Linked DNA regions of Homo sapiens: region 1 is linked to region 2. A link is a loop called in an ENCODE intact Hi-C map of the cell type or tissue named here. Cell type or tissue: breast epithelium. All regions are shown on one strand. Links, peaks and the distances in the headings refer to the core of each region. The heading gives the core; the rest is flanking DNA.

Evidence for each region. A loop is a pair of places that touch in the nucleus more often than their neighbours do. Peaks named below come from ENCODE experiments on the same cell type or tissue, not always from the same donor. Only the 100,000 strongest peaks of a DNase experiment are listed, where the experiment ranks them.
Region 1: a loop joins it to region 2, with 17 times the contacts of the local background. A loop is called at or near these places in 1 of 110 quality-filtered maps.

What each region holds. Positions count from the first base shown.
Region 1 is chr7:131,834,239-131,839,471 of GRCh38, reverse strand. No RefSeq gene overlaps it. Among named protein-coding and RNA genes, the nearest start is that of PODXL, 280 kb to the right of the region's middle. In breast epithelium, for the core only: no CTCF peak of the experiment used is centred there; no DNase peak of the experiment used is centred there.
Region 2 is chr7:131,906,889-131,912,121 of GRCh38, reverse strand. LOC101928782 (a long non-coding RNA gene) reads right to left here and starts at 1,902. Exons shown (of 6, transcript NR_110836.1): 1 at 1,551-1,902. In breast epithelium, for the core only: no CTCF peak of the experiment used is centred there; no DNase peak of the experiment used is centred there; H3K4me3 peaks cover 764 bases; H3K27me3 peaks cover 2,550 bases.

The DNA of each region.
Region 1 (5,233 bases), core at 723-4,722, 73 kb after region 2:
GAAAATTGTTACTGAATACAGTGTACCCTACAGTAATTATGTATCTTCTCAATCAGTCAACATTCAGGTGCAGTTACTCCCATGTTGAGATTCCTTTTTTCCAATTAAAAGAATCTTCATATTCAAAAAAGGTTGAGAAGTACCAATACATACCACAATGTTGTCTCTACAGTGACTTCAACCCCAGAGAAGTCATGCCTTCAGTGCAAAGTTTAGGACTTGATCTCTTACCTTTTCAAAGAAAGATGCTCTTTTTCTATTGCCCTTTGCTACTGTTGCTTACAAAGAAATTAAGTAGAATTCACGGCATCAGCAAGCATTAAATATCCCCATCTGTCCTGCCTACCCTAGGAGTTTTGCGCACCTGGATTTTTCTCTCCTGCCCATGATGGATGGCCAGGAGCCACACTGTCAGAATGACTTCCAATCCATAAATAGCTCTGCCATTTAGATGCCATGGGGATAACATTAATACCAAACAGAAAGGCTAAATAAAAAGCCTTTAGCAACTGAATGGCCCTTAGATTTCAGAGTTATCAATCCAGTGGAGCCTGCTAAGTTATTATGGCTACAGTTCTGCTCAGAGAAATCTGTGATCCTGAGAAAAGTTAGCAAAAGTCACAGTCACCTTTAACTACAAAGTGCAGTGAGAGGACTCCAGGGCAGCTAATTACCCCCATCCACTCTGGCACATTCCAAAGGCTGTGTTCATTCCTCTGCATTCTGGTCTGGGGAATGGCTCTGTGGCTCAGTTTCCCCAGATCAACAATAGTTCAAAATGTACAGTGCTTTTAACTTTTGATTTCAGTCTCACAGCAACTCTCCCAGATGGGATGGACATTATGACACTTCTGTGTAATAATGAAGAAATTAAGAAACAAAAAGGTGATGTGATTTGCCCAAGATCAAGCAATATGTGACGGACAGAGCTGGGGCAAGAATGGCAGTCCCCATGTCCCCCCAGCTATGGAAGCCCCAGATTGGCTCCTGGAACCTGCAACTAATTCTTTGCATCATCTCCTAAGGCCTTCTTTGATTGAGGGCTTAGACTCCACCTGGTGCTGGGAGTTGCTATCACCTAGAATTATTTATACCTCTTTCCCTTAATAACCTCCCCAACTTCAGGTCTGAACTAAGTTTGTCATACTGCCTTAGGCTAACTGTTAAGCAAAAGCATTGGGGTGGCCACCAGCAAATGCTGCTTGGTGTGGGCTGGCACTCGTGGGCAGAAGGGGCTGAATTTGCCTTGGTTCTCTAGCATCCTACACAAAGCCATGCTTGGACTGGGTTGCAGGATCACAGGGGGTGAGACGGACGGAGGGTGTGTCAGCAGAGGGACCCCACTCCCTCCACTTCTCCTTTCAAGGGACAAGCATGAGAGGAGCCATGAAAGTGAGGCAAAAACTGTCTGAGATTAGCTGCAAAATGTCCTGAGCTTGGGCACCGCTATTTACAGGAGTCACGGGGAAGGCTAGCCGCCCTGCATCTGGATGTAGGAGGCTGAGGAAGTTGAAGGTGTGCAGCACCTCCTGCCGGAGGGGGCAAGGGAGCCCTGAGCCCTGCTAGCTTGTTACCAAGCTACCTGAAGAGATCTTGGGGACAAACCATCAGTGGCCAATACTTCTTGTTCCCCACATTTGCATTTTTGGACTGTCAGTCTTGCCCCATGATGGGGGATAGAATAAGGAAGAAAGGGAACATAAAAGAGCTCTCTAGGGCTCCAAGGCCATGTAAAGAAATCACAATGCAAAGCCCACTCACCACAATGGCCCTTCTCTGGGAGAAGTCCTGAAATGTGGCCACTGACCCCTCAGCCTTCACCATGGCTGACTGATCCATTTGTACACCCCTAAGTAAATCTGGTTTAATCACATTTTCTTCCTACAGAAGATTTATCTTGTGGGATGGTGAGATCTCAAGAAACGTGAGAATGGGGTTGCACCATGGCAGGACAAATTGATAAGGTCTAGGTTCTCTTACTGTGGGGTCTCCGGGCATGCCCCAGTTTTTCCCCAGTTTTTCCCCTCTCTGTGTCTTGGTGGTTTCATGTGCTTCTTTGAGCCCATGAAATTCTCCAGTGTTCCTTTAAAAATGTCCCTTTTGTTTAAGCCAACCAGAATTGATTTCTGCTGTTGCAGGGGCAGAGGAAGAATATCTTAATTAATATGCATGGAATAACTATTTTCAAACTGTTCTGTATTATACTCATATGTAAAATATCCTGAAGAAAAACACTTGGTTCCTTTCATAAATCTCTGCAACGAACTTTTTTAAAATTAAAAACCTTTTTACAATTAGTAGAGAACCATGATGTTCTGTAATTTTTATTAATGTAAAATATATGTTGGTAGAAATAGAGAAAAAGATTGGATACAGAAAGGTTTGTTATAGGCTCAAAGACTCACTCTTTAAGGGATTTTTCTCTCTGTTTGTAATAAGAGTGGGAGCAACCAAAGGAAGGCGGGAATAGAGTCCAGGGACAATAGCACCTGGTTGGAGGTTGGGAGAACCCAGGTTCAACTCCAAGCAACTCCCACCTCACTTGACCTTCAGGGGGCAGAGTGAGGCGCAGGCTGTGCCACCACTCCTCAGCCATGTGATCTTGTGCTGCTTCTAAGTCACAGCATCCTCACTGGCTGGCAATAAGAAAGTGCTCAAAAAGCATTTGCAGCTGTTATTATTGTGTTATATTCTAGAACCACTCTCAATCAGATGGTTAGCTAGAGAGAAAGAGGGATGGGAAAGGTATTCTAGAAGCAAAACTTGGAGAAAATTTTTGAAAAATGGTTTGTTTTTGTGAAGGAGCTGTTATCCTCTAGAACTAATTAGAGAAACGATGAAACACTTAACACTTTGCCTCCGATAAACCATAAGCAGGGTTATTAGAAGGATCAGCAGGAAAGGAGTTAGAAGTGATTTTCTGAAAAACTATACACCAGCCTAAGGACATTTTTGACACTTGAACCACCAAAAGAAAGTTAAGTATTCTCCTTGAGTTGAGTAGGGAGACCAAGATGAGGCTACAGTGGTAATTAATGACCCAGGGGGATGAGATAAAAAGGTACTTAATTTGAAGACAGACATTTTTATTTCTCTTAATATTGTTCTATATCATTTCCCTTGTTTCATCTCATAATTAAGAACCGTAGTTATATTGACAAAGGGTTATGTTTTTGAAGGAAAACTTAAAAGGTTTGGCCAAATGCTACATTTCTATTTTATGCCGATAATAAGCGGGGTGGGGCTGGATTCAAAACTGGCTCTCTCATGACTGTGATGCCAGCACTGCAGTAGAGCAAGGTCTGAGCTCAGGCCCTTCGTGGGGACCCTTCCCCTTAACTCTTGGTGTCTTTTAGGTCACTGTAGGAGAAATCTGCATATATATTCTTGGTATTAAAAATGCTCCTCTCAAAGTGATGGCGATCAAAGCTGTTTTCAAAATAAAAATATTTACAAAGTGTTTTGTGAATAGCTCATTCTGTTGTTCAGAGGGCCTGATGGGGCCACAAGTGGAGCCTGGGCAGAGATTATGCAAAGTCAAGGGCACTTAGCAAGAAGCCCAGTCCTTCCATAGCCCTGGATCTCGTTGATGGAGCCCCAGTGGGGTTCAAACACCTGTATCCCCATTGACCTCACCTGTCTGCCAGCTGCAGCTTGAGCCAATGAGAAAACTCATGTAGATCTGGAGTAGATCTGGATCCCATGGAAAACAGCTGAGACCTGCCTTTTCAGTTAACAAAAATCATCAGTGAAGGTTTATTCCATGTTGAGGCTGAGACTATAACAGTAATGATGCTAATTGTGCCAGTCTAAAAGCTCAGACTCAAGCAGAGCCTTACGTATGTGCCCACCTGAGACTCCCTGTCCTTTCATTTGTTTTTATCTTAATCTTGCTCATTATTGTGCCCCCTTAGGGTCTCTATGCCAAAACCAGGTTTCTCTGGCCTTAACAAACAGAATATGTTTCATTATCCTAATGCTAAACAAATTTAAATAGAAAAGTGAGAAACAGAGAGGGAGCAAGCATGTTGCACCTTGACAGCTGGTGTAGGTGCTGTAAATGGGCATTGGTGTGGGCTCTGAGCCTCCGGAGAGGGACAGCAGATGCTAACCTGCCTGTGAATGTGACTGCCTCATGCTGGGAAGAGGCATGCCTGAGAGCTGGCTGCACAGATAGAAAGGGAGGCATCCACACATGTAGCTGGCTCCAAGGAGAAGCCTCGCTGTTGGAGGCCTCACTCCTGCAAAGTTCTGAATGCTGGGTCAGCGACAATTGTTGTAACTTATGGGTAGGATGGTAAAGCTCTTTTTAAAAACTTCTCATTTGTGTGGCAGGAAAGTCCTTTGGCCTAAAGACCAAGAGCCAAAAGTCAATTGCAGCTGAGGCTACCAGATGTGACCCGAATAGAGCACTCAGAACAAAGAGAACCCACCACCGAAGCGGAAAAGAACTTTTCAGCTCTTTCACCAACCTTTATGCAAAAAAGCATAAGCCAATTAGTGCACCTGAAAATGTGACTGAGATGGAGAAGCATGACTTTCTGGACTGGGTGCTGTGCAGCTTTGCACGGCATTGGGGTTCAGAATCAGGATTTTTCCAGGATCCTGAAAAGCTACCACCAGCAAACACAGCCTTCCCAGACGCAGAAGTAAAGTGTCATAGATTGAAGGGGGTTCCTGACAAGTTAATGGCAGCACCCTCCCCAGCCCTCTCGACACACACACACACACACACACACACACACACACACACACACACTTGTTCTCCTCCCCTCCCCCTGGGGCTCCTGCTAATGAGAACAGATTTATAAGGCTGCTCCTGGGAGAGCTGCTCAGCTGTCAACCTGGCTTCCCCCCAGGTTCTCCACGGGGCCTCCAGTTTCCAGGGCCGACAGGCAGGGTTTGACTTCACATATGTGTAGAGCTGACTACAGGCTGGACGTGTGCAGGGTTCCCAGGACACAAAGAAGGCTGAGGTCCAACCCCGGAGGAGCTCACCGCCAGTGGGGAGTCAGACATGCAGGCAAATAGTTATCATACAAGTTACAGCTGACTTGTACATGCCCCTGGCAGGTCAGACAGTCCCATGAGGAGAAGGCTGTAGTTCAAGTCCCACGCAGGGGCTCCTCAAGATGGCCCCAAGCAAGCAAGCTTCACTCACCCCTGCACTTAGCCCCACTCAGCTCTGAGCAATTTGTTCAGCAGGAGACTAAGGGTGATGTCTCACATCTGT
Region 2 (5,233 bases), core at 853-4,852:
TATATGTGTCATCTCATGTGCCAGATTCTTCTTTCCCATTTGCCATCATATATAAATGCATGTTCCAAATCCCTGGTAACTCCAATCGTGACAACTGCAGTCTTCCCTCCCCTCCCCAAATGCAACAGGCATCACTCCTTCCCCATTCCATCTCTTCCTACCTTTACAACTACCTGCTGGATGCTATGATAGTCACTGCACAACATCTCTGGGCCTGGCATCAGGAGAAGAGGAACAGAGTAGGGTCCAACAAGAGCTGATAAGATTGCTGTAAAATAGCAATCCCTATATCAATGTGTCCATGGTCCAGCAATCAAGCCCAGAGAACTCATTCCATTCCCTGTGGAAATTTAGTGAAAAAACCCTTAGGATTTCACTTAGGGTGAAATTGGTAGGATACAGACATTCATCTCTGACTCTGACCACTCTATCCCTGGATAACCTTCCTTCCGTGGACCTTGTTTCTCTCCTATCTAAAATGGGGTGCACCATTGCTGGGCCCTCCATGACTCAGCGTTGCTGATAGGACCAATAAGATCATAATGGTGAGGACAGAGTATGCTGGATGCAAGAAGGCAGCAACAGTACTGAGATAATTAGCTTTTCTGTACTGATGAGCTGCAAATGCACACACAGGAACTTTCTTTTCAGGCTTTCAGGCTGTTAAAAGATACTGTGATTTCCCAGTTCACCCCTAGAATTTCTTTGTGTTGTCCTGAAGAAAAAGAGAGGGAAACAGAGGGAAGGTTTACTCCACAGTTGCTATTTTAGTATCCAGAAGAGTCAGCCTTGTTGCTTGCAGAGAGATTGTTATCTCTTTCAGGGCTCAGTGAAGGTCACCTTCAAATCTTTTTTGCTAAGCCAGAGGCTCCTTTTTCCCTTGTGCTCAATTGATGCAAAACCTGGGACAGTGGAGTGAAGAGCGGGTGGAAGGTGCACTGTGCAGCAGAAGCCCTGAGAGCTAAGAGAAGAACTCGGTTCTCTTGGTAGGAAAGAGGGAGGAAAAGGAACAGGTAAGAGGGATGTTTAATGCCACTCCCCGCCACTCCCAGCAGTACACTATAATAGATGTCTGGGAGGAATCTGAGAAGTCACTTTTAATAATGCAGATAAGGACATAATTAATGCCCTTATCTGCACCAGATCTCCCCCAGGAAGACAACAGGATAACTGGGAGGGAAGGGTTGTAGATTTGGAGTCACAGCTCTTCTATGGATGCCTGTGATTAGGATGCAGCTGCTGCCTGGGGGGCCGGGGCTAAGGAGGGGAAGGGAGCCACCAGAAGGATTCTCAGAGATGTGACACCAATGGCAGGAGCTACAGCTATTAAAAGAGTTGATAGATGTAATTCACTTAGCATACAGTCTAGCACATTCTCAACACTGCAGGAGCAGAAGCGAAGGGGGTATTCAAACACTGACTCAGCCCTTCATAGGTGTAGCAAGAGGGGCAGGGAGTGTATCACACAAGAGATACACAGAGATGCCTGTGTCCAGAATTGGTGGGTTCTTGGTCTCACTGACTTCAAGAATGAAGCCACGGACCCTCACCGTGAGTGTTACAGTTCCTAAAGATGGTGTGTCTGGAGTTTGTTCCTTCTGACGTTCGGACGTATTCGAAGTTTCTTCTGGTGGGTTCGTGGTCTCACTGGCTTCAAGAGTGAAGCTGCAGATCTTCCCGGTGAGTGTTACAGCTTTTAAGGTGTGGGGAGTTGTTCGTTCCTCCCGTGGGGAGTTGTTCATTCCTCCCCGTGGGTTCGTGGTCTTGCTGGCCTCAGGAGTGAAGCTGCAGACCTTCGCAGTGAGTGTTACAGCTCATAAAGACACTGTGGACCCAAACAACGAGCAGCAGCAAGATTTACTACAAAGAGCTAAAAAACAAAGCTTCCACCGTGTGCAAGAGGCCCCAAGCAGGTTGCCATTGTGCGTTTATTCCCTTATCTGGCCCCACCCACATCCTGCTGATTGGTCCATTTTACAGAGAGCTGATTGGTCCGTTTTACAGAGAGCTGATTGGTCTGTTTTGACAGGATGCTGATTGGTGCATTTACAATCCCTGAGCTCGACACAGAGTGCTGATTGGTGCATTTACAACCCTCTAGCTAGAAGTAAAAGTTCTCCAAGTCCCCACTAGATTAACTAGACACAGCACTGATTGGTGTGTTTACAAACCTTGAGCTAGACACAGAGTGCTGATTGGTGTATTTACAATCCTTTAGCTAGACATAAAGGTTCTCCAAGTCCCCACCAGATTAGCTAGATACACAGTGCTGATTAGTGCATATACAATCCTCCAGCTAGACATAAAAGTTCTCCAAGTCCCCACCCAACTCAGGAGCCCAGCTGGCTTCGCCTGGTGGATCCCGCACCAGGGCCAGGGCGGAGCTGCCTGCCAGTCCCGAGCTGTGCACCTGCACTCCTCAGCCCTTGGGCGGTCGATGGGACCGGGCGCCGCGGAGCACGGGGCAGCGCTCGTCGGGAAGGCTCTGGCCGCGCAGGAGCCCAAGGCGCGGGGGGAGACTCGGACATGGCGGGCTGCAGATCCCGAGCCCTGCCCCGCGGGAGGCAGCTGAGGCCCGGCGAGAATTCGAGCGAGGCGCCGGCCGGCCGGCACTGCTGGGGGACCCGGCGCACCCTCCGCAGCTGCTGGCCTGGGTGCTAAGTCCCTCACTGCCCGGGGCCGGCAGCGCCGGCCGGCCCCTCCGAGTGCGGGGCCCGCCGAGCCCGCACCTACCCGGAACTCAAGCTGGCCCGCGAGCGCCGCGCGCAGCCCCGGTTGCCGCCCGCGCCTCTCCCTCCACACCTCCCCGCAAGCAGAGGGAGCCGGCTCCGGCCCAGCGAGAGGCTTCCACGGTGCAGTGGTGAGCTGAAGGGCTCCTCAAGCGCCGCCAGAGTGGACGCCGAGGCCGAGGAGGCGCCGAGAGCGAGGGCTGCTAGCACGCTTGTCACCTCTCACCCCCACAGAGGAAAAGCTTCCTGAGACAAGAATCATCATCAGCCACCCTAGAATCCAGACCCTCATTTGAACACCTGTGTGAAACAAGAGACCAGAGTGGTGCTATCTCCAAGGACAATCTAAGCCAGCCTGCTCCTTGTAATCTGGTCTCATCCCTGCCCTTTGCCCCCTCTCCACATATCTCTGTTCTTCCTTTCCCAGGTTCCCTGGGTGTCGCCCACACCCACGCCTGCACCAAGACAAATCGCACGGGGCTAGGCTCTCCCGAGAAGGCCTTTGCAGACCGCTGCTGGCCTCCCAGCAAGTGCTGCATCTCTGCGAGCCACTAAGCATGCAGGGAGTCCCTGAAGAGACAGCTTTGAAATGGGATCATTTTCTTCCTGGAAGCAAAAGGGTGTTTCCTCAAGACACTATTTCTCCATTAAAGTATGAGAAATTCCATCTCTGAAGCTCCCAGTGGGGCCAGACATCGGGTTGGGGTGGGGACGGGACGTTGATAAGAGTCAAATCTAGAACACTGTGCTCTTACCCCCTCATTTCACCTGGTGTCTCTGGGCCTGGCTTCTGGGAGCTATTTGTGATGTGTGGTATGAGTGCATGTGCTGGAAAGTATTCTTGTATGAGTTCAAATTTATGTGCTCACCTTGCCCCTTGGGGTATTACTGGCCTTCAAGTTTGATGCTTTTGGAAGCTGAGTTCTCTCCCGTCCTTTCAATCAAACTCAACCCTTGCTGCAGTAATCTGTCTTTAACAACTCCCACTGCAAGTCAATAAAATGTCAATTTAATTCTCCTTTTGTTAAATCTTAAATCTGTGTAACGCCTCTCCTTTCCTTTGCTTGTTAAGTGCAGCTCATGTTGACCTCCCCCAGCATCTCCCAGCCTCCTCAGCAGGGGCACCTGCCCTTGAGCACAGGCGCAGACATCCTCACTCAGATGGGAGTCAGTAGAGGGGCCTTGGAGATAGGGAGACCTGAAAAATGGAACCACCAGCTTTCTCTAGTTTTCTTCTATTATCGGAAACCCTGAGCAAACTAGCCTTCTTTAGGACCACTAAGGTCCTTGATTTTCCCAAGCTTGCTTTTCAAGTGGGCAGTAGTGAAGTGGACAGTATTGCACAGGCATTAGGAATGAGACTTTGACTCAAAACCCAGCACCGCCACTTACTAGCTCTATGACCTAGGATAATTATTTAACTTTTCTGGATCTCAGTTTCCTTATCTGTCTAATGGGGTAACAATATCCTCATTGCCTACATAGGCTGATTAAAGGAGTTAATAGATGTAATGCTCTTAGCTCAGAGACTGGCACATTCTCAACACTGTATACCTGTTTGCCATGATTTATTATTTTCTGGTTTCTTACCCTCTATTTTCTCTTCAGCAATTCAGTTTCCTCCACTGGAACTACGTCTTCTCCATTGGGTACAGCCTGGGGGATAAGTAACTAGAACCTCTCCCTTTTCCAGACAATGAAAGGTTGACTAATGCAAGCGATGCCATAGGATGCCCCTTTCTGGAATTTGAATCTTGAGCATAGGCACAGAGACTGAAAACAATCAGCTGCAGCTGCATCTTGACCAGGCTCATCCTAATTGGCCACCACTATGTGGTAGCTGCTTCTGGGCCCCTGGATGCAGCCTTGGTTCTTGCCTGTCCCCCATCCCATTTCTCCCTTCCATACTGGGAGCTTCCTTTAGGAGAATTAACCAGTTTGTTTCCTTTGCTTGCAATCAAAGAATCTTCATCCATATGGAAGTTCAGGGTTCATGTGTCTTCATGAACCAGGGCTTCTATCCTACCGTCTCCTCCCTCCTTCCCTTTGCCCTCTCACTCTACCTGCTTTCTGACCCCTTATGTTCTGCAAGGAAAACAGAAGCTAAAGGAGAAGAAGAGAGAGAGTCCCAGGAAGTCTGGGCAAAGAGGAAGAAACATCAAGAATATCAAGCAGTGATTCTTTCCTTGGGCTTGGTGTGCCAGCCCTCCACCCGGCTCCACCCCACCCTGGCTCCATTTCCACTTCAGCAGCCTCCCTCCTCTCAGTGAAGAACTCCTTTGTGTTAATGGCCACAAATGCAGCAGAAAGAGAAGTGGGAAAAGGACAAGACAGCTCTGGCATCAGCCACAAACTGCAGGGCTCAGCGTCCAGCAATATCATGCTGAAAGCAAGCTGCTGCCTGCTTCTGCCCTTCATGCCACCTGAGCTGAGCATCTCACTAAACCTGCATTCCAATCAGCCCAGTCCACCTAGAGGATTCCTCTGGGAGGAAGGCTCACTTG